3 separate regions of the Mus musculus genome follow, and all the other regions are linked to region 3. Evidence: chromatin loops called from intact Hi-C (ENCODE). Cell type or tissue: heart. All regions are shown on one strand.

Region 1 (8,000 bases), 380 kb before region 3:
CCTTTAGACTGTTAATACTATTGTAACCATTACAACAAGTTAAGCCATTGTACCATTGAGAGTGTGTACAGGATGAAGCTTGTACACAGGGTCTGCAGTGTCAGGCATGTGCCAGCATCATGGACAACGTACCTGGTGAAAATGGGGGATTATGGTGCCTATAAAAGCACTCAGAAAATTGCTCTGCCAGACCTGTGTTTTTAACTTCTCCTTTATAAGCACTGAGATCTGTTAGTGAGGAGGTAGGTTTTTCCCACCTTAAATAAAGAGATTATGTGATGTAAACCGTCCCACTCTCCTTCCACCCTCAACCACACTGTTTGTTTCTCTCCGACTGCTTTCTGCCAACAACAACTGGACTGAGTACTTTACCTGAGAAAGTGGACTTTTCCTGTGCCAGATGTTGCACCAAAAACCATCCTACTCACCAATTCCACATTTCCACAAGAAGAAAAGCCACTGGAACCTGCATCTCCCTCCGACCAGCCCCCTCCTATGTTACTCAGCTGTTTAACCTGGGCCACTGTCTGACTGCCTGTGACTAGAGTAGAGTCCTTAAGATGAATCTTAGGGTTTCCTCCTTGAGTTCAAGTATCAAAGGCTACGAACTAGATTTTATTATCACCACTTTACAGTCGGTGCAAGGTTTGTATATGCTTGGCCCAGTGAGTGACCCTATTACGAGGTGTGGCCTTGTTGGAGTAGTTGTGTCACCATGGGGGCTTAAGACCCTCACCCTAGCTGCTTGGAAGTCAGTCTTCCACTAGCTGCCTTCAGATGAAGGAGTTGAACCCTCAGCTCTGCCTGCACCACGCCTGCCTGGATGCTCCCATGTTGCTGCCTTGATGATAACGGACTGAACCTCTGAACCTGTAAGCCAGCCCCAATTAAATGTTGTCTATATAAGACTTGCCTTGGTCACGGTGACTGTTCACAGCAGTAAAACCCTAACTAAGACAGTTGGTAAAACTCAAGCTCAAATAGTGACACGGAACAGGAAAGCTGAGACCAAGTCTTGAAACACTAATGCAATTAATCAGTTGCTTTCTTCTCATAGTAGATCTTATGCCCAGAGGAGGCAGGGGTTGACAGTGAGGAGAAACAACAGTAAAACCTTATCTTAAGAGAGTTCAAAGCAATTCATTGATTTCATATTAATATACATATTTACTAGTGTCTCATCTATAGCATATACCAAGGGTTGATTATATTAACTCTGGGAACAAAAAAGGGGTGATCCCTTTACCATTCATAAAGTTTCATGGCCAATACAACTATAGCAAAAGGCAGGTTACAACATAAAAAAATCATAGCAAATTTATTTGATCATAGTTTGAAATGACACAGAAGCCTGCAGGCTGAAGAAGACTCAAGAAGTCTGTGTGTACTGTGCAATCTTATGTTTAGGTTTGATGAAGCATTGGCAGCCACACAGAAAGATTATGGGCCAGAAAGAGACTGGCCGAACAGTAATGGACTAAGAGAGGAATCCAAAGGGTCTGTCTATTCATTCTTCTTGGTTGCTCTGTGCAGCGCTCCCTCCAGATATGGCACAAGACCCTTCCCTGGAAAAGAGACCTTGTGATCTACAGAGAATGAGAGAGGACTTCAGGTGGCCAACTCTTATGGCAAAAGGGAGGAGATTGGGAGTGATTTTCGTTTTTACATCTGGCTTTGGGGAAAAGGTGTGGTTTCAATGACCTGCCTTGGCAAAGATGAATTCTAGTCTCTATGATCTGCCTAGAAAAGAATGAGAGATACAAGAAAAGAAGAAGGGAGATAGGAGAAATTTGGGTTCTGGAATCTGTAGTTTGTAGTCATTTTCTGAGCCCTGATATAGCAAATATTAGTAAGTTTATAATAAATAGTATCACCTCCCCCTAGTCCACAGAAAATACCCTTCTCAAACTCCAGATCTTACAGCGCCACACATGTAAGGGCACAACAAGGTCACACATCTGCCCCAGAGGAGGCTCTAAGGTCACAGTGCATCCTAAACAGAATTGTGCTATGACACTAACAGAAACAAGCATCTGTCATTTTCTACACCCAGATCTCACCCCGTCCCAAGGAGACTGGTAGAAGTGTCAAGGAATAAGGTGTTCCCAGCAGACTTTCCTATTCCTGGAGCCGTTTCTGAACCTGAGGGCTCCATGTATTTCCAGCTCAAAAACCATCAGTGTGGCACCTAGTCTTATTTATCATTAGCAGTACTGATAGTTATTGGCTAGTATCTGTGAGGTAATACTTTACACACATGGTGCCTCATAAGACCTGTAAGGAATCTATTTTACAAATGATAAAATCACGACTCAGAGTTTAAAGTATTTGTCAATATAACAGATATTAAGTAGGAAAAAAATCAGTATTCATAGCTACTCTTTTAGTTTCAAACCAACATATATCACCATTCCACAAACTTTATGGCTTATTTTTAGAATAGTTAAAAAAAAAAAAAAAACTCTTGATTTGACCTGCATTTTATAAGCTGGTGTTTTCATCATGGAAAATGTCTTGAACTAGGATAACATCCTCTGAAATTCAACTTTTGTGCTGACTTCTTACCCAATGTGGTCTCACCAGTAGCACTAGTACTGACCTGAGCTGCCAGACCAGAGGTTCTCAACCTGTGGGTTGTGGCTCCCACAGATATTTCATATCAGATATTTATATCACAGCTCATAAAAGTAGCAAAATTACGGCTACACAGTAGCAATGAAATAATTTTATGGTTAGAGGAATCAATACAACACGAGGAAATGCATTAAAGGGTCACAGAGTTAGGAAGCTTGAAAACCACTGGTCTGGACACATCAGCAAAGCCGTGGCTCAAATGCTCTGGAACAGTGTGTCTACAAATGTGCATATGTTCTCTCTGTCCTCAGGCTTAAAAATATCCAGCATTTCTGTTCGATGGTAAATCAGTCTCTCTGACTCAGCACACAAACATGTGGTTGGAAACACATTCATATTCTAGTAAGAACAGGATTCCTATGCTGAGTCCTTTTGCAACACAGTTTTCATCAGACATGACCAGTGGGGTCTGTCTGTCTGTCTGTCTGTCTGCCTCAAGACATGAGTGATACTGGGAGATGAAAGTATAAACATAGAATCTTGTCAGGTTACCTTTTGGTGCAAATGTACTCCACACTTTTCAGATTCTTCCCCCTTACCGATCTTTAAAAGCAAGTCGGGTTAGAGGGTGTCTGTCAAGTTTGCCATTGTACTCCATTTCTCATTTGTTTGGTTTGGGATGCTTCTTTGCTTGTTTAAGATCTATTTTATTTTAATCATGTGTATAGAGGAGGGGTGTGTGCACGTCAATGCAAGTGCCTGTGGAAACCAAAAGAGGGCATCAGAGCCCTCTGCAGCTGAAGACACAGGCAGTGTGGGTACTGAGGTCCTCTGCAAGAGTAGTGTGCACGTCTAACCACTGCGTCATCTCTCTGGCCCCTCGTACTCCCGCAGGTACAAAAATAATGTATATTTCTAAAAGTATTTTGTATCCTTTTTAATATACATTACAAATATTTTAGAACAATGACATTTTGTTTTGTTTCATGTATTTACAAAACAAAAATATATTACAATAAATATGAATGAGATGGTGGATCTGGCCAACAACAAACTGTCACAACCTGGTATTTAAAAGGAACACAGAACCTATTGGTCTGCACGTGTTAAGAGTTTTGAGATAGACAGGCGTCCAGGATCATAATGCATCAGGGAAAGAGCGGTGGGAAACTCCCAGATTTAAGGAAGGGTTCTTCCTCATTGCTAATCGCATAACATTTAATGGTATTTAAACCGTGAACGTTAATGACCTATGCAAACATGACACAAAGCTAATATAGTTCTATCATCTCAAAATGTATGTGACAGCCACATAATATCCTCTTAATTATTGTCATTATATACTGTAGTTCACACAATATCTACAAATATGGAATGAGGCAAAAACAAAACAAACAAAAAAACAAAACAAAACAGGTCACAGCAACATGTCTCACATTCCAATCTTAAATAGGACAAGCACATACTGGGTCAGACATCATTGTATAATACGTTAATAAATAACACCTAGATTGTTATGTTTACTTTGAAGAGTTTACAACTGTATATTTTAAAGAGAACATATTTTTGAGAATTTCACATTATCAGTTAAAGGTAAAATAAATAATAAACTTTTATAATTTAAAAAAAGAGAAGAGGTCTATATAGAATCAAAATTATTTCTGACATGCTGCTTTTTCAACTTAGTTGTCACAAGAATATTAAAACAGAAACAAACAAACAAAATGATTGTCTTGGAAACACAACTTCTGAAAGCTTTTCACAATATTGAATGTGAACCTTTTAAGATCAGCATGATAATCTTTTTGACCACCTGCTTTGTGAATGTGTGTGTGCACGTTAGACATATTCATATGCAGGTATGGATAGATAAATAGATGCCGCACATGTGCTCACCCAGAGACCTAGCGAAGTCCCAGCAGTAGGAGCTGCTTCCCCTGCAAAGTGGGAAGCTCTGAGCACTGGAGTGAACTGCCACCAGCTGATGTCAGTCTGGGAAAGTTTCATTCTTGCATAGTTTTCACATGCATCCAACAGCAAACCCAGCGGAGATAATCCCGGGGTGGGAGGGGCCAGATCCACTGGGTGGGTGGGACTCTGACTCCTCAACTGGCAAGCTATCCAATTGGATCTGAAGGCACACCACAGCTCTATCCCCAACCAAACCCTTCTAAATAGCACTCAGTGTTATCTTCTCTGTTTTTCCCCTGGCTTGCAGTCACCAGAATGCCAGGTCTATACAAAGTGTGAATGGGCCAAGCTGCTTTGCAAACTGTCACCCATGAAGAATGTTTTCTTGGCTAAGCAAAAGAAAGAGCACTGAGCCTCATGGCAACAATTAGAAGGGGATTTCAAATAGGTTTGGAATTATGGTGGTGGTATCGTTCAAGAGTTTTTCTTCAATCAACAGCAAACTTAAAGGAAAAAGGAGCTGGTACCCCAATGTCCTGACCTGGAGTCAAGATTTGGCATCTTAGGGCTCCTGATTTCTTTATCATGTGCTTGGGTTATAGCTCATCCAGGAAAAGAAAGGGGTAATTCCTCAATTTCTACATAACCCCTTTCCACCGTTAAGTCACTTCAATAATTGTTAATGCTCTTGACCAAAGGACACACACTGAAGAAGCTAAAGGCTTCAGTAAGTTTCCATTAAAAAATACTTGGTTGGTGATATTCTTGGAGTTTGTGTAAAGCCATTCCTCAAATTACATCTTTAAAAACAAAACAAAACAAAAAACCCACACATACACAATCCCTAAATCAATTCCTTAAAACCATTACGCAATCCCATTATCATAATGTCCACTCATAAATCTTAATCTCAGACAGTGAGATGGATGTCATGCCTTCACCTTGGGTGGCCGAGGTCCTATTTCCCCAGGCAAAATGCTGAGTCGGCTTCCCAAAGGACAGGCTGGAATGTCAAGACTCTGCAAGGTCAGCTCACTAGAGTTCCTCTTGGTGCTATGGACTTCAAGAAACCAAACGTTCACATTCCTTATCATGAGAAGTGAATTCACGAGGAAATTAACAGTTTAGTATTGGAAATACATTACTAGAATTTTTGGTTCATCTGTGAAAATCTCAGAACTGTGGTACACACTAAGCATTATCACAGGACTGCAGCCAGCATAGAAAAGCTCACAAATTAATACAAGGGCTTTTGGCCTTGGTTTTCAAATTCAGACCAGGCATCATTTAGCTCCATGAAAATCATCTTTGCGTATTGTTCATAGGGTTGCCCAGTTGCCTAAAGAAAACACAAAACACAATTAGATACCACAGACCAAAATTAAACTAATATTAAATTCACTGAGTTTGTGAATGGCAATTAAAATGTTCTTTCATTAAGACATCTCTTTTTACAGTCTATCTACATGAGATTAATTACTGCGCACTACAGAAAGCTCACAGAGGATAACAGAAACCCATCAATAAGAAGAAAAGTGGGAGCTTGTTAGGCAGTAGAAGACACATCTCATGGTTAATGATAGGGATGTCTTTGTTTGACTGTGTTTCAAAACTCCCCCTTTCCAATCCCTATAAAGTGTAGGTCTTTGAGACTCCTTCTAGTAGGGCAGTTTGCCAGTTTCTGTGGGCTCTTACTTCTCTTATGACTGATTAAAGTTCATGAATTAACATTTCCCATTAATTATCCTATTTAGTCATAAGGAGCGTGGAGGGATGGACATCAAACATGGATTTCAGACACGCGTTCCCCAAAGGCACTGCAATCATGACTTCATGTCTCATATCTGCTACGGCTCAATGAGAGCAGAGTGGTGTACTTCAGTCTGACGTGCGGCTGCAAACTGCAATGAACTTGGCCAGGTGGGAGCTCAAGTTCTGATCTGTGGAGCTCTTCTGAGCTCTTGTAATTTACTCAAACCATGAGCAGTGATGGCAACACACACTGACATTTTAAACATCTTATTGCTCCTCACCAATATCTTTTTTCCAAACATACCCTAAGGTGTCTCTTGGGTAGACACAATTCCGCCCTCCACTGGGACAATAGCCTTTTCCTTTGAAGTGCTCAGCCTCCATAGTGAATAAAATGTTTGTCCTATTGTTTGTGAAGGATGCTTTGACTGCTTCCTGACAACCTCATGCCTTGTGACTATTTGTTTAAATACTTGATTTAAGTAACCCACAGAGTAAGTTTTGTCAAATAAATTTCTTAGTCAATCAGCAAATTGAAAGCATGCCTTTTTATCCTATACTTGTGAACACTGAAACAGGGACCGGGCAAGTCTACGACAGGGCAGGTGCTACCCACCTTGTCAGGGTGCACCACTAGCACAGCCCTCCTGTACACCTTCTTCACTTGCTCCGGCGTCACCAGATCCGCCATGCCCACGGGTTTCCATTTGGTCTCCCCAGCCCACAGCACGGTGTGCATTGTGGAAAGCAGAGCTCTGATGTTTCTCTCTTTGCCCTCTATCCACTCCAGGATCTGCAAACAGGAAAAACCAAAAAGGTTAAGACCCTCAAATGCTTTCTGCCTACCAGGACTCTGAAGATCTATACTGTTTACCGCTACTGTTGCTAGGAAACTGCGCAAGCAGGCCCCTCTAGCTGGAACACAAGCCCACCTTCCCCCTCGTCCTTCTAGTCTGCATCACTGTTCAAAAACTGATCATGAACTTCAGAGTTCACCTCTGTGGTTTGAGCTCATTTCTCCCTGCCTTCATACAGCTAATTATACACTCCTAGCACGAGCTTCATGAGGTCACACCTGGATCTACTTTGCTCCAGCCACTAAATATTCCTTTCATGTAGGCCAAAGTTGTGCTAGGATATAGCTCAGTGGTATACTTACCTGCCCTAGGTTTGACTCCTACCACAAAGGGGAAAAAATAGGGCCTACCCTACTATAAACGTGCCATATATGTCACTCATTATTGAGTATGTGTGTTCACCTTTTCCCGTCAATACTTGGAGCTATTGATGGGAAAGAAGAGTTTCTTGGACTGCTTCTTATCACTTTATCTTAGTAGCCAAACAGACCTGGCACCGAGTAGAGCTCGAAAGGTTTATTAAATAAATTGATCCCTTATATCATTGATTCAAACTAACAACCTCCATCTTATAAAGAAAATATGTGATTAAATGGAAGCTGTAGTGGTTGGAGTGAGACTGGCTCCCATAGTCTCGTATATTTGAGTTCTTGGTCTCCAGTTGGTGGAAATGGTTGGGAAGGGTTAGGAATTGTGGCTTTGTTAGAGAAGGTGGGGTGAGTTTTAAGGTCTTTTAACCTATATCATTCCTTCGCTACCTCATGCTTGTGGATCAGATCTAAGCTCTCAGCTACTGCTCCAGAGCTGTATGTCATGCCATAAGTCATATGCCAGTTTGATCTTTATGTACCTCATCTGTGTCCTCATGCCATTCACCTTCAGAGCCACCCTCTGCCTTCAGGCTAA
Region 2 (8,000 bases), 92 kb after region 3:
CTGTTAACCATAACTTAACCTCTGATCTTAAAAGGAAAAGATGGAGCCCACAGAGGTGTGCCTGCTGAGCTGGGTAGAAGGAAGTCGCACTGGGCTCATGAGTAGGCCACAGAGCAGCCCCAGTGGTGTCAGGCTCACCCAGGGGCTCGAGGACAGCAGAGAGGGTGTTATCTCGCTTTGTCTTTTCTGGTATCACTTGAGGACACAGCTTAGACAAGCAGGCCAGCTTGGCAGGGAAAGTGGTAACTCTTCCAAGTAAACATGTTTTTGTCGTGGGAAGTCACCCCTGATAACACGTGTTGAGGCCAGGCTAGTGTGACAGCCATGCCTACAAAGTGAAGGCCATCAGCACCAGGGAAATCTTGTTTTGCTTAAAACAATGACAGAAAGATAATGCACAGCGCAAGGGGAGAGCCCAGTGAGGCAGCACAGAGGGCCACTCTCCCCTGTGCAGAGGCTGCCTTTCTGACAACCTCCTAGAAATCAGTTTGACAGCCTATGGCAAAAATCTTGAAAATATTTCTGTGGGTTCCATTTAGGAACCCAGTGAACATGTTTTCCGGAAACTATGAGGTACAGACAGTGGCTTATGAATAAGAGTATTCATGTCAGGTCTCTGAGTTCAAAGCCAGCCTGGACTATAGAGTAAGTTCCAGGATAGCCAGGGCTACATGAAGAAATCCTGTCTTGAAAAACCAAAAAACAAACCAACAAAAGGGGTTTATTTCAACAGCATTTGCAGTCAAAGTACTACAAACAACCTGGGTATAAAATAGAAGGCTACTCTTAACAACTTTCCAGGTGTCAGCTGTTTAATTACCATGTTAACTCGGTGGTGGCAGAGGTCATCCCTATTTTACAGAGGCACAGAGGTTAAGTGACCTGTTAAAGACACAAATTGTTGGTTAAACAATTTGAAATTGCCAGTAGTTGCCCATTTTGACCTATAAAACATCGAGTTGAATATGTTTGAGCCTGGTAGCAGGTGGGGATGCTGTGAACTTGAAGAGGCTGGTTACAGAGCCTGCGGTTCACACTGTGCCTCTCTATAGATCCGCCCTTTGAGCAGGTAGTACTTGGCTACTGGTCTTTCATGAAAGCAGGATGCCAGCGTGTTACCAAGTCTTGCTTTGATCTCTCCATCTCTCACACACTTCTCAGGCTTCTGCTATCAAGAAACCAAGGTGCTTGTATGCCAGGTGGGGTCTGATTCAGCCCGCCACCCCCCTGCTCTAGAGCATTTGAAATTTGCTTTTCAAAGGTATCTGAAGGTCGATGCCAGCCAGTGGAGTGAAGTAATTGTGGTGTGTTTTCTCTCACCAGGAACTCAAGCTCTCTTCTCGAGAGGAAGCCTTGTCCTTTGTGTCCCTGGTGGATGGCTACTTCCGGCTCACTGCAGATGCCCACCATTACCTCTGTACTGATGTGGCTCCCCCACTGATTGTCCACAATATACAGAACGGCTGCCACGGTCCAATCTGGTTGGTTCCAGAATTTTCTCAATTACCTTTGGTGTGAAAAGAGCCCAGGTTTTAGAGGTAGAAAGTCCCCTTAGCTCTGCATGTGGCCAGTTGTTGAGGGTGGGGTGAGTGGCCATACACTTGGAGGCTGTCTTCTTTGTGAAGTATGCTACTTGAGCCCCCACCAGCCCTTCCTGTCATTTCCTGCCATGGCTCTTAGAGCATGCCTCAACTACTCCCTTAATTTGATCTCTGCTTCTCATAGATTAACCCCTTCACTTCTCCAAAGCCAACTCCTACTCTGTCCAATACTGAGCACTTGAAGGGAGACAGGAATGCAGATCTTTAAATCTTAAGAATGGTCCTCATCTGTATTCCACGTGACAGGTTTAGCCCCCTTCTACCCATCATGCTCTGTGCCCTTTGGGCATCAAGACTCACTGCATTTGGGAATACAGAGGAACATAAAGTGTGTTCTCTAATACTCTTTTACTCACCACTGAGGTATTTATTCTGCTTGTCATCAATTAAGCTCGCAGTGAAGGAAGTGAACCCAACTGCCCCAACGGGCCAAGTGTGGGACTCCACTCAATCCTTAGCTACTCTTACTTCCTAGTATTAAGGTACACTTTATGGTAAGATGTGGAGACATGTCTTTGTAGATTTTGTGACAGTAAAGCAGACCTCTGTGTGTTGGGTGCAGTAGGTGAGTTTTTTTCCTAGAAATTGGAAGCTCTGGATGTCTCAAACTCCTTCTCACCACGTGCTTCATACCACGCCAGAGAGGACCTTAGGAGCCAGGCAGGTGACAGGGTGTGGCTGGGTGTCCCTGGCAGCTTGTGTTCTATGGTTTGAGCCTCTGTCCTTGCCTACTTCTCTCTCCAGCACAGAATATGCCATCAATAAGCTGCGGCAGGAAGGGAGTGAAGAGGGGATGTACGTGCTGAGGTGGAGCTGCACCGACTTTGACAACATTCTTATGACTGTCACCTGCTTTGAAAAGTCTGAGGTCAGTGGGGACATAGATGTGGGCCAGGGGATGCAGCTACAAGGTATCTGTTCACTACCACCCAGCCCAGGAACTGTGGGAGAAAGGAACACCAGGGTCTCTCTCTGAGCAAGTCTCTGGTAGTCTGGAAAGAATATCCTACCTGATAGGACACTCAATAGCACGACTCTGTATTCTTCCTATGTCTGGTCCTCCCTCCCTCCCTCCTTCCTTCCCTCCCTGTCGCCCTTCCTCCTTTTCTTCCTCCTCTTCTTTCCTCTCCCCTCCTTCCTTCCCTCTTCTCCTTTTCTTCCTCCTTCCCTTCTCTTCTCTTTTCTCTCCGGAGAAGGACTGTAACCTTAGAAGGTAGAATGTGACCAGAAAACCGCCATTCCATCAGGCACATGTGAACTTTAGCTTAATTATCTAGAGTGACTTACTCTATAGCCAGTGGCAGAATCATCAAACCTAGAACTGTGTTTGCCTGTGGCATTCTCTGGTGTAGGCTAATGTCAAAGAGCCACCTCGTCAACATGGCCTGTTTCCCCCAGCAACAGCTTTGGGCATTTTAACATAAATTGCTTTCCCAAAGTGTCTGCTGCATAAACAGCCAGATGCAGCTCCAAACGATTGCTGATTCATGGTCCCTGCAGTGCCTTTTCTATTCACGCAACATTTTAGAATGCTTAAAAGGTTTTAGAGAATTTTAGAAGATGTCGAGGGTGAGGTTTTGTTTGTTGTGGGGTTGGGCTTTTCTTGGTGTGTTTGTTTGTTTGTTTGTTTGTTTTGAGACAGGATTTCTCTGTGTAGCTCTGGCTGTCCCTGATCTCATAATGTAGACTAAGTTGGCCTTGTGCTCACAGAGATCAGTGGCCTCTGCCTCTTGAGTGCTAAGGTTGAAGGAATGTTCCACCAGGTCCAGTGAGGGTGGTGAGTTTTATGTTAGTCTACATTAAATCTACCAGCAATAGTGAGACTCACCCAGACTGGAAAACTGAGTTGAAAGAACCTGTTGATGGAGGCAAAGCATCAGACACAGGAGACAAGTGTTAAGAGAGCCCCGAGGACTGGGCTCTGTCAAAGTGGAAGGAGGAAGTCACATAAGGAACCCAGTGCTGCCAGATGTACTGGGTAAAGTTCCAGGAGTGTTCCTGAACAGCCAGACCTCAGGGCTGCCTTGGGCTTGGTGGCTTCCTGTTTTCACTTACTGGTCAGTCTTTGGAGGAAGTTTATTAGTATGCATGGCTGTAAGGTAGCCCCGCCTTCTGAGGTAGACTCAGAGCAACATCCTAGTCAGTCAGGTTGCCTGGGGAAAGGACAGTCACAAAGAGGATTGTTGATTGTACATGCAGCTAAAGAGAACTTACAGAGGCCATATGATAGAGGTGGTGCTGTTCCATTGTCTGGGTTTGTAGGATGCATTAACCTTGTGGACACGGATGTCTTAAATGTCATGTCCCAGTTTTTACTATAAAGACATCTTTCTGGCTCTCACTCTTTATATTTTTTTTCTTTGTATAAGAAGAGCCATGGAAGAAAGCTTCTCGGACAGGTTTTTGTGGTGCTGGAATTATGGCCTGGATGGACAGCCAGCTCCCAGCTCCCAGCTCCCAGCTCCCAGTGTGTGTGCTTCTCCTTGGGCTGGTTCATAGTGTGTGAGGGCTCACTCTGAAAGAGTTCCGAGTGAATTTAACCTTCACAGTTCTTATTTCATACATACACTGGTTAATCTTTATAAAGTACTAATGGTTTTTTTCTTATAAAAATATCATATATTAATTATACATAATAATGGGTTTATTATATTTTCATTCATGTGTGGGTATATGTATGTATGTGTGTGTGTATATATATATATATATATATATATATATGTAATATGATCCTTATTCAACCCCCATGATCCTTGCCCACTCTAACTCCTGCCAGTCTCTTCTCAGAAAGTCCTTCTTCCGTTGTCATGTCTTTTTTTTTTTTTTTTTTTTTTTGATGACCAAATGATTTTAATTAGGATTGCTCATAGGAACACAAGATCCATCCTAGCAGCTATACCACTAAAGACAATGTCTCTTCCTCCCCCAGCAGCTATTAACTGTATTAACCTCATCAGGAGGGATGGAAGCCTCCTAATCCCTTCCTCCCCTCCATGATAAAATGTTAACCGGCCCAGTCTTATCCTGATATCACAATCACTGAGAGTTCAAGAGTGCAGGAGCCGTGGTGTGCCAGGAAAAGGCTCTCTAACACTCCACCCCTTCCTCCTTCGCACATTCTTTTTGCCCTTCTTCTACCTTGTTCTACAAGAGGAGGTGATATAGATACCCATTTAGGGTTCAGTTTTCAATAATTGATCATTCTAAAATGTGTGAAGGTTTTGGTTTTTTTCTTTAAACAAAAGTCCTATGACTTTTGCAACAATCCTGTGACATTTTTTCACGACCTTCATCTCACAGGTCAAAACGCAGATGACCTTTCTGTAGCTGTAAGCTCTCCATATGTGACGTGCTGGCCCCTTTTTACTTTCCGGGTACTATTTCATTATTGACTTACTGCTTGGTTGGCTTGTTGATGAAGTTTATTGGGGGATATTTTTAGACATACAGTTTCTACACCTTCTTGCTCAGTGACCCCTAATATTACATTGCCTGATCCCATTGTAAACATGGTTGTTTTTGTGGATGGCAGGTATTGGGTGGCCAGAAGCAGTTCAAGAACTTTCAGATTGAGGTACAGAAGGGCCGCTACAGCCTGCATGGCTCTATGGACCACTTTCCCAGCCTGCGAGACCTCATGAACCACCTCAAGAAGCAGATCCTGCGCACGGACAACATAAGCTTTGTGCTGAAACGATGCTGTCAGCCTAAGCCTCGAGGTTTGTCTCTGTTAGAGCCAAGCTGTGTTCCTCTGGGTTGTCCTTTGCCAGTTGTGATGCTTTACCCATGTGGGCCAAAGGATGCTATCTGAGTTCAAGAAACTGTAGTCCTAGGTGTTTTTCTCTAAGCTCTGTCTCAGGTCTGTCCCCATGTCACATCTCATCTCTAGTGCCAGTGTTGTCTGTATAACATACACCTCTCCTCAGTGCCCCAGTGAGACTGCAGAAGAGTCTGCTCAGGATTAATAAGCACAGATTTCTTTGTTCTTTGAGTAAAGTGGCTTGACAACTCAGTTTGGTTTATGTATGTTTCTGGCACATCTGAGGGCTAAGGAACTGTGTTATAACAGTGGGAAGTCCCAGGCCCTGGTCACTGAGGGTGTGTAGATCACTGAGACCACCTCAGTAGTTGATGGGTGATAGATAACATACCCTAGGGTGAAAAGAGAGAGAAACAGTCCAAATCTCTGAGTCCTGAGCAGATGTTGAGCGTAGTGTTGGGTTATGAGAGGGAGGTGCCAGTTTGGCAAAGGCCTGCCCAGTAGAGCTGATGCAGGACCAGTGTGGTAGGCCAGGGCAGGAGCTGTAGGGAGCTTCAAGAGGACCACTGTGAAGTAGAGAAGGACAGGAGAAATGGAACTGAGGAGAACAGATTGGCTGCCATACCAAGGGACTGCAGCCTTCTCCTGCAGTCAGAGGGCTATAGAAGGAGCAGGAACTAAAACCCAGGCAAGGGCCCAGGGACTCACCTGGTTTTGGTTAAGCTCTGAAAGAAGCATGGCTAATGTCCATGAGGTAGACTCCTTGCCTCAGAATGTGAGTGTGAAAGGATGCTTTGGGGGTTACCTGGCCAGAGGCCTCCTCTCACAGAATGAAATTAGTCTCATGGAAAGTACGGTAACTTGGGGTCAGGTCTCACCCCAGATACTGGATCCTCATATATTGGAGTTTTTGTTTCTGCACCCCAACATGCTGTCTTGCCTTTGCTGGATCTGTCCTTGGAAGTCTTAAGACCTTGAAGAGAAGGCAGCACACAAGCTCTTGACACTAGCCTTGGAGCAGGCCCTTTGAGACTATATTGTTCTTTAAGGGATTACCTTTGAGTAAGGAACAGGTAGAAAGGGCTTGGGTTTTCTAGAAGTACTAGTGATTAAATCCAGGGCCTCATGCACATAAGTCAAGTGTTTACCCAAGTGTTTCTGCTGAGCTACACTTCTAGCCCAGGGCTTTGAGTTTACAATGTGTGAATTATATTTTAGTCTCAGCAAAAGGCAAGTTCCTGAATTTGGTGAAAGAGGAAGGTTGTGTTCTTGTTGATCAGATAGGGTTACCTGCCAGCCTCAGAGTAACTGCAGCCTTTGTTTTCATGCTAGCCAGTGTGCCACAAAGGGCGAAAACACACCTGCCTCTTGGCCATGAAACCTCAGAGCTCCTTAGGGCTTTAAAGCCCAATGGTCTTATTTTTTACATGACCTCCCTTCTGGTGTTAAAAGAAGATCTAACTTCCCTAGGGATCATGGTCCCCGGGAGAAGACAGCATCCACGGAATTGAGAAGGCCAGGGGCTAGGATGTGCTTTACTTGAAGGTTGCTGATACAGACCTCTGATGTAGCTACCACCTCTAACAGCAGAGACTGGAAGCCAGTAGCTTTGGAGGGAAGAGTGGGGGAACAGCGTTGAATACTTGGGTGGCTTTTCCCGAGGCTCTTCTGAAACGGAGCACTGAGAGTGCCTTCTGTCTACTTTTCTCACTTGCTTTAGAACTCTGAAGGTCTGAGTTTTCACTCACTGCTCTGTGATTCATGGGAAGCCTAGAATGCACACCAGATCTTGTGCAGGACTGTCCCATTGGGTGATAATATTTGAGCAGCTTCCACTGTAGCAGTACCTACTACTTTCAAAGTAGTGTAGTGACTATCTTATTGTTTATTGTTTTTTTTTTTTCCACATAGGAAGTTGGTTTCAGGGATATTCAGTGAATTGCTCAAGGCTTCACAGCTGATGGCATCAGCAGTAGTATAGTAGTGACAGTGAATAATAACAATGGCTACTGACATCTTAGTGAGTGTTTGGTCTGCCTGTTTGAAGGCCTTCCATGTTGTAGACCATTTAATTATCAGAAGAATTCAGGATGCTTGGCCAAGACTCCAAGTGAACAAAGATTGGAGATTTGAACACCCTGTCTGACCTGAATACACTGATATGTCCTCCCCATTCCATCTTCATATGCTTTGCATAGGAATAGGTACTGTGGTCAGCTATCTCTGGGACACAGGGTATCTCATCTGAGGGGAGGGAGAGAAAGCTGAGGAGCCCAGTGTGGATCGTCCTCGTATTAGTTCTCAGAACCTGCAAATTAGAGAAGAGCTAAAATCAGGAATGTGTAACACAAAGAGTGTCGTTACAGGTTGCTCAATTTCTCTGCACTTGTAACTAGGGTTCCCAGAGCCAGATACTCTGATCTAGGTTTTACACTGCAGTATACATCGCTTTGTGGAATAGAGAAAAGGCAGGGAAAAGCCAGGAAGCCAGACAGAAGCATATGATAGATAAGTAAGCCCTTGGTCAGGCCCAGCACTCAGGCCCACACACCACTGAACATGTGTCAGTACCTATTCCCTGGGGCCTCCTCAGGATGGGCAGGTGTGATGCTGATTTCCACTTAGTTGCTCCTTGTAGA
Region 3 (8,000 bases):
TTTATACACACACATATATAATTTTATCATTTATTTAAAAAGTGAGTTTTCTCACTAATCAAACTGATGTTTTCTTTGCTATGATAAAACGTTGACTAAAGACAACTTGAGGGAGCAACGGTTATTTTAGCTTACAGATTAGGATCCATTACAGAGGAGAGTCAAGGCAGGAACCTAGAGGCAGGAAATGAACCAGAGAACACTGAGGAGCACTGTTTACTGTCTTGCTCCTCATGGCTTCCTCAGTCTGCTTTCTTATAACTTCCAGGACCACCTGCACAGGGGTCTTGCCTACAGAGGGCTGGTCCCCTCGCATCAATCATCAACCAAGAAAATGCTTCACACCCTTGCCTACAGGCTAATCTGGTGGCGGCGTTTTCTCAACTGAGGTTCTTTCTTCGTAGATTACTGAAGTTCGCATCACGCTGACAAACACTTATCAGAACAGATGTGCTTGCTTGTTTTTAAACAACAAATTAAATAGCTGAATATTTGATGCTGTAAACTCGGAGCACCTTCGATGTCTTTCAGAGTTGACTGATGTTTGTCTGTGTCACCACTGGTGCTAAGGACCCCTCTTTGCACTGATATCACAAGGTCACAGAAGTATGTTTATGTCATTTCAGAAATTGCTGGGAATCCTGTCCTAATTGAAATTCAAAGCAAGATAAACTTTGGTTTCTGTGTGTGAAACTTGAGCAACTGAAACAGGACTTTTATTTTTTATTTAATTTAATTTTAACATTTATTTATTTGTGGGTGGGGGCAGTCATGTGTAATGTCACACATGTGGAGGTTAAAAGACAACTTTTGGTGGTCAGATCTTTTGGTTCATGATGTGGGTTCTGGGGATTAAGCCAGATTGTCAGGCCTGGTGATAATCTTGCCATCCCAGCAGCCTGTAAGCAGCAAATTTAAGAAATCATTTTAACAGAATTCAATCCAAACATATGCAGTTGGATGCATGGTGTGCAACAAGGGGAGAAATATTACTGAAAGTCTTCGTCATAACAAATGTTTTTATAAGAACAGCAAGCTTTCTATATATAGTAATAGAGAGACAGACAGACAGACACACAGACAGTACAATTCATAACAGGTGCATCTGAGCCAAAGTGCTTCAGGTGTTGCTTGCTGGCAGTGTGTGTTGTGACAGTCCTTACAGGTCCAAGTGTGTGTTCAGAACCAAGGCTGCAATGACATAGTTGGACACAATGGGCAGGCATGGCTAGAAATACCTCAGATTCATTATGTTTGATTTTTAAATTATCTTCGGGTTGTTACACATTTTAGAAACCTTTTACTTAATGACAATTTTGTGAGCACCCCACACTAAATCATGAAAAAAACCACAGGTTTGTAACAGGGCCCTAGACCTTAGCACAACGGACTCCATGATGGAAGTGCTATTCAGGGTATAAAACTCACCACGTAGACACTACCACCTGCTAAAAATGAAAACAAAGGCCCAATCCATCAAAGGCCATGGTTCTGGGAAAGTCTCTGAGTGTGCTAACCTTGCTTTTTGGCATCTGTAGCTCTGCGTCTGGCTAACTGTTCTTGTTAACTGAAGTATGTCAACCCAGGGCATGGTTCTTGTGCTTACAAGCTCACCCTGAGAAAGACTCCGGTCTACACTGGGATCCTGAACACCCACTGTAGTTGCTGGTCAGCTAAGAAAGTCTTTCTAAAGGCTTAAGCCCATGTCTGATCAGGTCTTCTCTGGCAAACACCCCACAAGTTTAAGATGCCAGAATGGAAGACACCTGAGAGCTACAGGGTTTTGTTTGTTTATTTTGTTTTTGTGGATAGGATAAGACTGAACAAACCTACTGTGAAAGATTATGATAATGAAAACTCAAAAGCACTGGACACAGATTAGGTAGGAATGGATGTTAATTCTTATTACTCTTTTCCATAGTTTGTTTCTCTCCCCTGCTCCTTTTGGAGCTCTTACACCACAGAACAGAGGCTGGGCCTGAAGAAACTCGTGGAAGCCGGAGGTTTTGTTTCTGGTTAAGTCCTCATGATGGTTAGTATTGTCAGTTTGACTATTAGAATCACCTAGGAGATCAGCTATACCTGTGAGGGATTGTTTAGATTAGGTTACCCCTTGGCCATGCCCTTCAACATTACCTAGATTAGGGTCTCCTAGAAGACTTGCTTTGCGCAGGGATTCTGTAGACTAGTCTATCCCCTTGGCTGTGCCCTTGAGGATTATCTAGATTAGGGTAATGGAGATAAGATCCACTTTATCTGTGGGCAGAACCATTCCATGGACTGTGGTCCTGGATTTAATACCCAGGAGAAAGCTAACACAAGAATTCATCCTCTCTTCTTCCTGAGCATGCGCGCAATGTGACTTTCCACCTCAAGTTTCTGTCATCACGACTTCTCATCATGATGGTCTGTGTTCGCTCCAACTGTACAGGGTAATAAACTCTTTTTTCCTTAAATTACTTTTGTCAAATATTTTATCGCAACAACTGACAAAGTGACTTTCGTTCTTGCTAGGCAAGTCTTTCCAGAACCATCTTCTAGAGTGGCTGGGATGGGGCAGATGTAAACACACAGGGCACGGATAATGCCTCCAAGGGCACAGGTTGCTCCAGAGGGCAAATTCTTATTCCCTGCGTGAGTGATTTCATCGCTCCTCTCCTCTCCTCCCTTCCCCTCCCCTCCCCTCTCCTCCCCTCCCCTCCCCTCCCCTCCCCTCCCCTCTTCTCTTCTCTTCTCTTCTTTTTTTCTTTTTCTTTTTTTTTTGGCGGGGTGGGGGGACAGGTCATTTCACAGAGATCCACCTGTCTCTGCCTCCCGGAGTGTTGGGATTAAAGAAGTGTGCCAGTATGTCCAGTTTGAGTTCAATTCTCACAAGCTACTTGGTAAGCGGAAGCGAGCGGAGACACTTGCTGGAGTGCGAGCCTGGGCAGGCGGGGACTCCAAGGTCCTCAGTCTTGGGTCTTGGCTCTGTCCAATTGTAGGAGCAGCTTCTGACGTCACGGGGGCTGGGCCGTACAAGGGGCGTGATCGTTCAGAGTTGGAGGGGCGGGGCGCCGGTGCGTTTTTAGAGCGCAGGCCGCCGCAGCCGCGGAGTAGCCGGCAGCCGCTGACGCGCCGCGGGGTCCGCGCCCAGCCTCGCTCGTCCTTTCGGTGCCTCTCCTTAGCCGCGGGTGTCCACGCCGGACCCTGCACGGCAGGCTGAGTTGCCTGCCAGACTCCTGACCCAGATCGACCCTGCGCCAAGGAGCCGCGCGGCCCGGCGCACACGGAAGTGGTGAGTGTCCCGGTGGGGAGGTGGAGACCGCCGTGGCCAGCTCGGGGACCGTGAGAGGGGCGCGGAGCCGGGCGGCCGAGCGGCCAGGGCGGCCGGGGCGGGGATTTCCAGGCGGCGGGGCTGCCGGGAGGCGAGGGAGGGCCGCTCCGCTAACAGCGGCCCGCTCCGCCGACATCCTGTTTATGGCCCCGCGGCCTGCGCGCCGACGGCCTCTGGCGCCGCAACAGCCCGGACCGCAGGACTCGCCGAGGGTCGTGGCCCGCGTTCACCCCTGGTCAGCTCTTGCGGGGGTGGGGGACTTTTGGGGTTTGGGTCTGCGTGGGGGCGCGCCCCGGGAACTCCGAACCGCAGCTTGCCGGAATGTAGCATGATGGAGGGCCATGGGTGAAGGGAATGGGGAGAGACGACTATAGGTCCTACCCGAAGGGACCCGATTCATCGAAACTGGGACCAGTGTCTGTGGCTCCCCAACTCCTGGCTCCGGTTCCGCGCGAACGAACGCCCCCGTCGACTCAGAAGCAGTAGGCACCCCTCTGGAGACACTCCCAGGCTCCTAGGATGATGAGTGTTTATGAAGGGAGTTCTTTAGGGAGACTAGACCAGAGGTGTGGTTATCTCCTGGTGCCTGTGTGCCCCCTTCGGAGGTGTATCCTCTGTGATTTCTCGGGAACTAGGACTGGGCCCTAATAGTCTTAATTCATGGCTGTGACCTGTCTTCTGCCTCTGCTTGGATACATCAGTATCCATGCTATTAAAATTCCTCCCCAGTCATAGAGCTCAGTCGCAGGTATTTACGGTAGTATAAAATTACCTTTACTTCTTTCAGGGAAGAAGGCATTAAAAACTTGGGCCGTTAAATAAGTAGAATGCTGAGACAGATAAAATTATCTAGTCTTTGGGTGTTGCCTTCCCCGTTTAAAAAGAAAATGTTTGAGTTACGGGTGGTGTAAAAAACTTTTTTCTTTTTCTTTTTAAATGAACATTTTGCATTGATTAAATTTTTATACCTTCCCTTTCTAAAAACCACATTTTGTGTTGCCTATTGCTTTTGCTTGTGGGGACTCTGATGTTTTCCAAGTACTGGAATTTGGGGCTATGTGGAGCAACTATGATCTTGTTCAAAATGTCAGTCAGTAGTACCCAAGTTGAGAGATCATGTGTGGTTACCAGGTAAAAAATTAGACTTGGGGCCCTGTGTGCAAAGTCATTTCATCCCTGGCTTCAGTTTTCCAACATCTAGGGGATACTTTTTTATTGAGTGATCGGTTTGTTCTCTTGTGCATCATGGTGAAGGTTAATGGAGACTGCAGGCCAGCATTTAGACAGTTCTGGTATAACATGCTTTATAAAATGGAATAAATGCCTCTTCTGTATGGATTGAGATCATGTAGAAAGAAACAGATACATCATCCTAGAGGGAGTGTGAACATTACAAATAGTAATCATAACTTAATTCTAGTATCATATTAACTTGAACTGTATTTCAGTTTGTCTACACTGCTGTACTTTTTAGGGGAGGGAGTTGCTTAGATTTTTTTTGTTATCCTTTACAGTGAATACAGCTAGTTCTGTTTCAGTCCCATTTCACAGCACACAATTTACTGGCTTTGGGAAAAGATGTTAGAAAGAGAATAAATTAGGTATTGGTACAATAGCAAATACATTTCCTAACATATTCTATTTTGTTGTAATTTAGGCAGGTGTTAGTATCAGTCTGTCTTACCCAGAAGATCATTATCTTTCTGGCCACTTGGTAGCCACCCTTTACAGATTTAAGGTGCTAGGAGGAGTTAGGCTGTAAAAATACTTTAATTCGGACACCTGCTATAAAAAGCTAGTGAAAAATATGGAGTTTTGAGGATAGGGTTGCTTTTACGGGAATGTGCTTGCCTTAAATTACACAAGGGAACTTAACCTCAGGGCTTTTAAAAAGGACTGTGAGGTCTGCCAGTTTGGAGAGGTTTGACTTTATGAACGGTAGTGATTCGAAAGAAGACTGACTGATTTCAACAGCACATTACCAGCTACAGATTTTAATGTTGTCTGAAGACATCATTCTGTTTATTCTGAATAATTTAAGTAACACATATATTTGTAGAGAAATACAAATGAAGCAACTACGTAGAATATATGTAGATTTAAACTCATTTTTATACAGAGAACACTATAAATAATTGTACTAATCGAAAACAATTTACAGCTGAGCAAAGGTCAGACAGGATCTGTGTTTTCTAGCTGCCAGACTTTCTGTGCTTTCTTTTTTCCCACTGAGGACACATATTCTCTATATCCTTAGTATAATTTAGTGAGATGATACACTGCTAGATTTACTGTCTGAGATGTATACACACACACACACACACACACACACACACACACACACACACACACACACACACATATTTTTTTCAAGACAGGGTTTCTCTGTGTAGCCCTGGCAGTCCTGGCTGACCAGGCTGGCCTTGAACTCACAAATCTGCCTGCCTCTGCCTCCCAAGTGCTGGGATTAAAGGCGTGTGCCACCATTGCCTGTCGAGATGTGCGTATTTTTACAAAGCATTTTTAAAAAAATAATTTTTACGAGGCTGGAGAGATGGTTCAGTGGTTAATAGCACTGGCAACTCTTTAGAGGACCCAGATTCCGTTTCCAACACCCCACATGGTGGTCACACCTGTCTGTCACTCCAGTTCCTGGGGGATCTGACACCCTCACGCAGACATACAAGCAGGCAAAAACACCAGTGCACACAAAATAAAAAATAAATCATTAAAAAAGAAATCACATAGGACATTTCAGGAGGACAGGGAATGGGCTATTTAAGCAGAATCTAGCTGAACAAGCAACCTCTGATGTTCTCTAATGCACTGTGGCTTAATGGACATGGAGCCTTGCCATAGAGCAGAGGCCGTGAAGAAGTCTTGATGAATCTTTCAGACTGGTGGTTAACAGCTTGGTAAAATTTCATGCTGAGGGAGACATTGATATTTTCTGAGGAGTTTGGGAGGGTACACCTTGTTGGGGAAGGTGGTATCTAGTGGGTAGAGGCTAGATGTATTGTTAAACACTCAGTAATGCACAGGACAGCCCTTCCTATAGCGAAGTATGACCTGGGTCAAAATGCCACTAGTGCTCAAAAGGAGAGATGATGCTTAGGGGTGCCAGGTGAGAAAAGAGATACCGGGGTGCATGTTGTGGCAAGTGATTTCATTCTTGGCCTCGGCTTTCCTGTTCTAGAAGGAAATGAAGACACCTAGGTTAGATATTTATAATGCAGTCTTGGTGGAGAAGCCAGGCAAGGAATGCAAGCATGATGTGTGAAAACCCAAGGACATACAAACGAGAGCTGCTGTGAAGAAACTTCGTGAATGAACTGTTAGACACAGTGCAAGCCAGGGAAGAGGCTAAGCTCATCTGCTGCATGTCAAGCAGCAGGGAAGAGCTAATGTTGAGGATTCTCTGTGTGTGTGTGTGTGTGTGTGTGTGTGTGTGTGTGTGTGTTTATGTGAGGGGGGACAACAGCGGGGAGGAGGGGATTGATTTAGTATGCCTAGTTCTCTGGGTAGATTTTTTAGTTCCCCCTCTTTTAATCACAAAGATTATTTTCACACGACAAGGAAGAAACTCACTGTAGAAAAATTGGAAAATGTAAGGAAGTAGTTAAGTACAGGAGGAGAAAAAATCCTCTGTGCTCTGTATTGCCTTTCCCATGTTTCCTTTGAGTGTGGTGGATATTGGAAGAAGGCTTACCATAGAAGGGAGCTGTTGGTGCTGGAGTGGGTGAGGGTAGTGCTGCTTCATTCTTTGTGCCCTTTATTCCCCCTTTTCAAGAATTCGGACCATGCTAGATGTATGTGGTACGCATCTGTCCTCCAAGTTCTTGGGAGGCTGGGGTAGGAGGAGCGCTTGGATTCTGGAGTTTGGCATCAGCCTCTGGGAGAGATAGTGAGAGATTTTTTTCCTGTGTAATGCAAGGTACAAGGACATTGACTCATTGGTGCTAATGTATTTGTGCCAAGCTTTGTCTTCAGCCCTTCGATTGCCACTTCCTCTGCTTTACTCTTCTTGTCCTCAGAGAGATATGCCACTCTAGCTTCCGGTCTCAAAACCTTCCTGGTAACACGGTTAGAAAGAGCTGCCGTGCTGAAATGCCGGTGTTTCAGAGGAAGGAGAAGAACTCCTGTGAATGCTCTTCTTGCCTTTGAGGGACATGCACTCTTTTGCCATTTGAGGCAATTGGAAAGGATCAAACCTTAAGTTCCCTTTTGTGTTGTCTCCACTTTGTCTTCTGATGTGTGGGTCTTCACAGCTGGTCCCAGCACATCATTCCTCAGTGCTCTGAGTAGATCCCTTCCTCCCAAGGCAAGATGCACATTAGTAACAAAAGAAGGAAACCTTCATTGTTGTTTTGAGACTGGGTCTTCCTCTAGCCCGGGGTGGTCTGGAACTCACCTTGTGGCCTCAAACTTGCGATCTTCCTGCTTTAAACCTCCCAAATGCTGGGGTTAGAGATAGGAACTAACAGAAAATTCATTTAAGGGTACTCTGGTCAGAAGACAGCTGACACTTGTTGAGATATTTTAAATCTAGATAACTGGTTTACTTAACAAGTGTATTCACATGATGTTTTGTTTATCCAGTTATTAATCAGTAAGTATTGATTGTCTGCTTACTAGTAATAGTCATAGAGTGAATAAGTGGAGTGAAGTACATAGGACTCCCTCCCCT

The links. Hi-C counts contacts between places; a loop is a spot of excess contacts. Peaks named below come from ENCODE experiments on the same cell type or tissue, not always from the same donor. Only the 100,000 strongest peaks of a DNase experiment are listed, where the experiment ranks them.
Region 1: a loop joins it to region 3, with 2.8 times the contacts of the local background. A loop is called at or near these places in 2 of 42 quality-filtered maps.
Region 2: it touches region 3 in a loop (2.5-fold over the local background); 14 of 42 quality-filtered maps call a loop at or near these places.

Annotation. Positions count from the first base shown.
Region 1 is chr4:101,638,296-101,646,295 of GRCm38, reverse strand. Dnajc6 (DnaJ heat shock protein family (Hsp40) member C6) reads right to left here. Exons shown (of 19, transcript NM_001164583.1): 18 at 6,854-7,030; 19 at 3,497-5,824. The coding sequence ends at 5,723. Among named protein-coding and RNA genes, the nearest start is that of Leprot, 5.5 kb to the left of the region's middle. In heart, a CTCF peak has its summit at 3,321 (motif pointing right); no DNase peak of the experiment used is centred here.
Region 2 is chr4:101,168,555-101,176,554 of GRCm38, reverse strand. It overlaps Jak1 (Janus kinase 1), which reads left to right. Exons shown (of 25, transcript NM_146145.2): 9 at 1,324-1,481; 10 at 2,346-2,469; 11 at 5,134-5,320. Among named protein-coding and RNA genes, the nearest start is that of Gm24468, 14 kb to the left of the region's middle. In heart, no CTCF peak of the experiment used is centred here; DNase peaks (open chromatin) are centred at 284 and 3,604.
Region 3 is chr4:101,260,316-101,268,315 of GRCm38, reverse strand. It overlaps Jak1 (Janus kinase 1), which reads left to right and starts at 3,034. Exons shown (of 25, transcript NM_146145.2): 1 at 3,034-3,274. In heart, no CTCF peak of the experiment used is centred here; a DNase peak (open chromatin) is centred at 3,015; H3K4me3 peaks cover 1,896 bases; H3K27ac peaks cover 1,322 bases.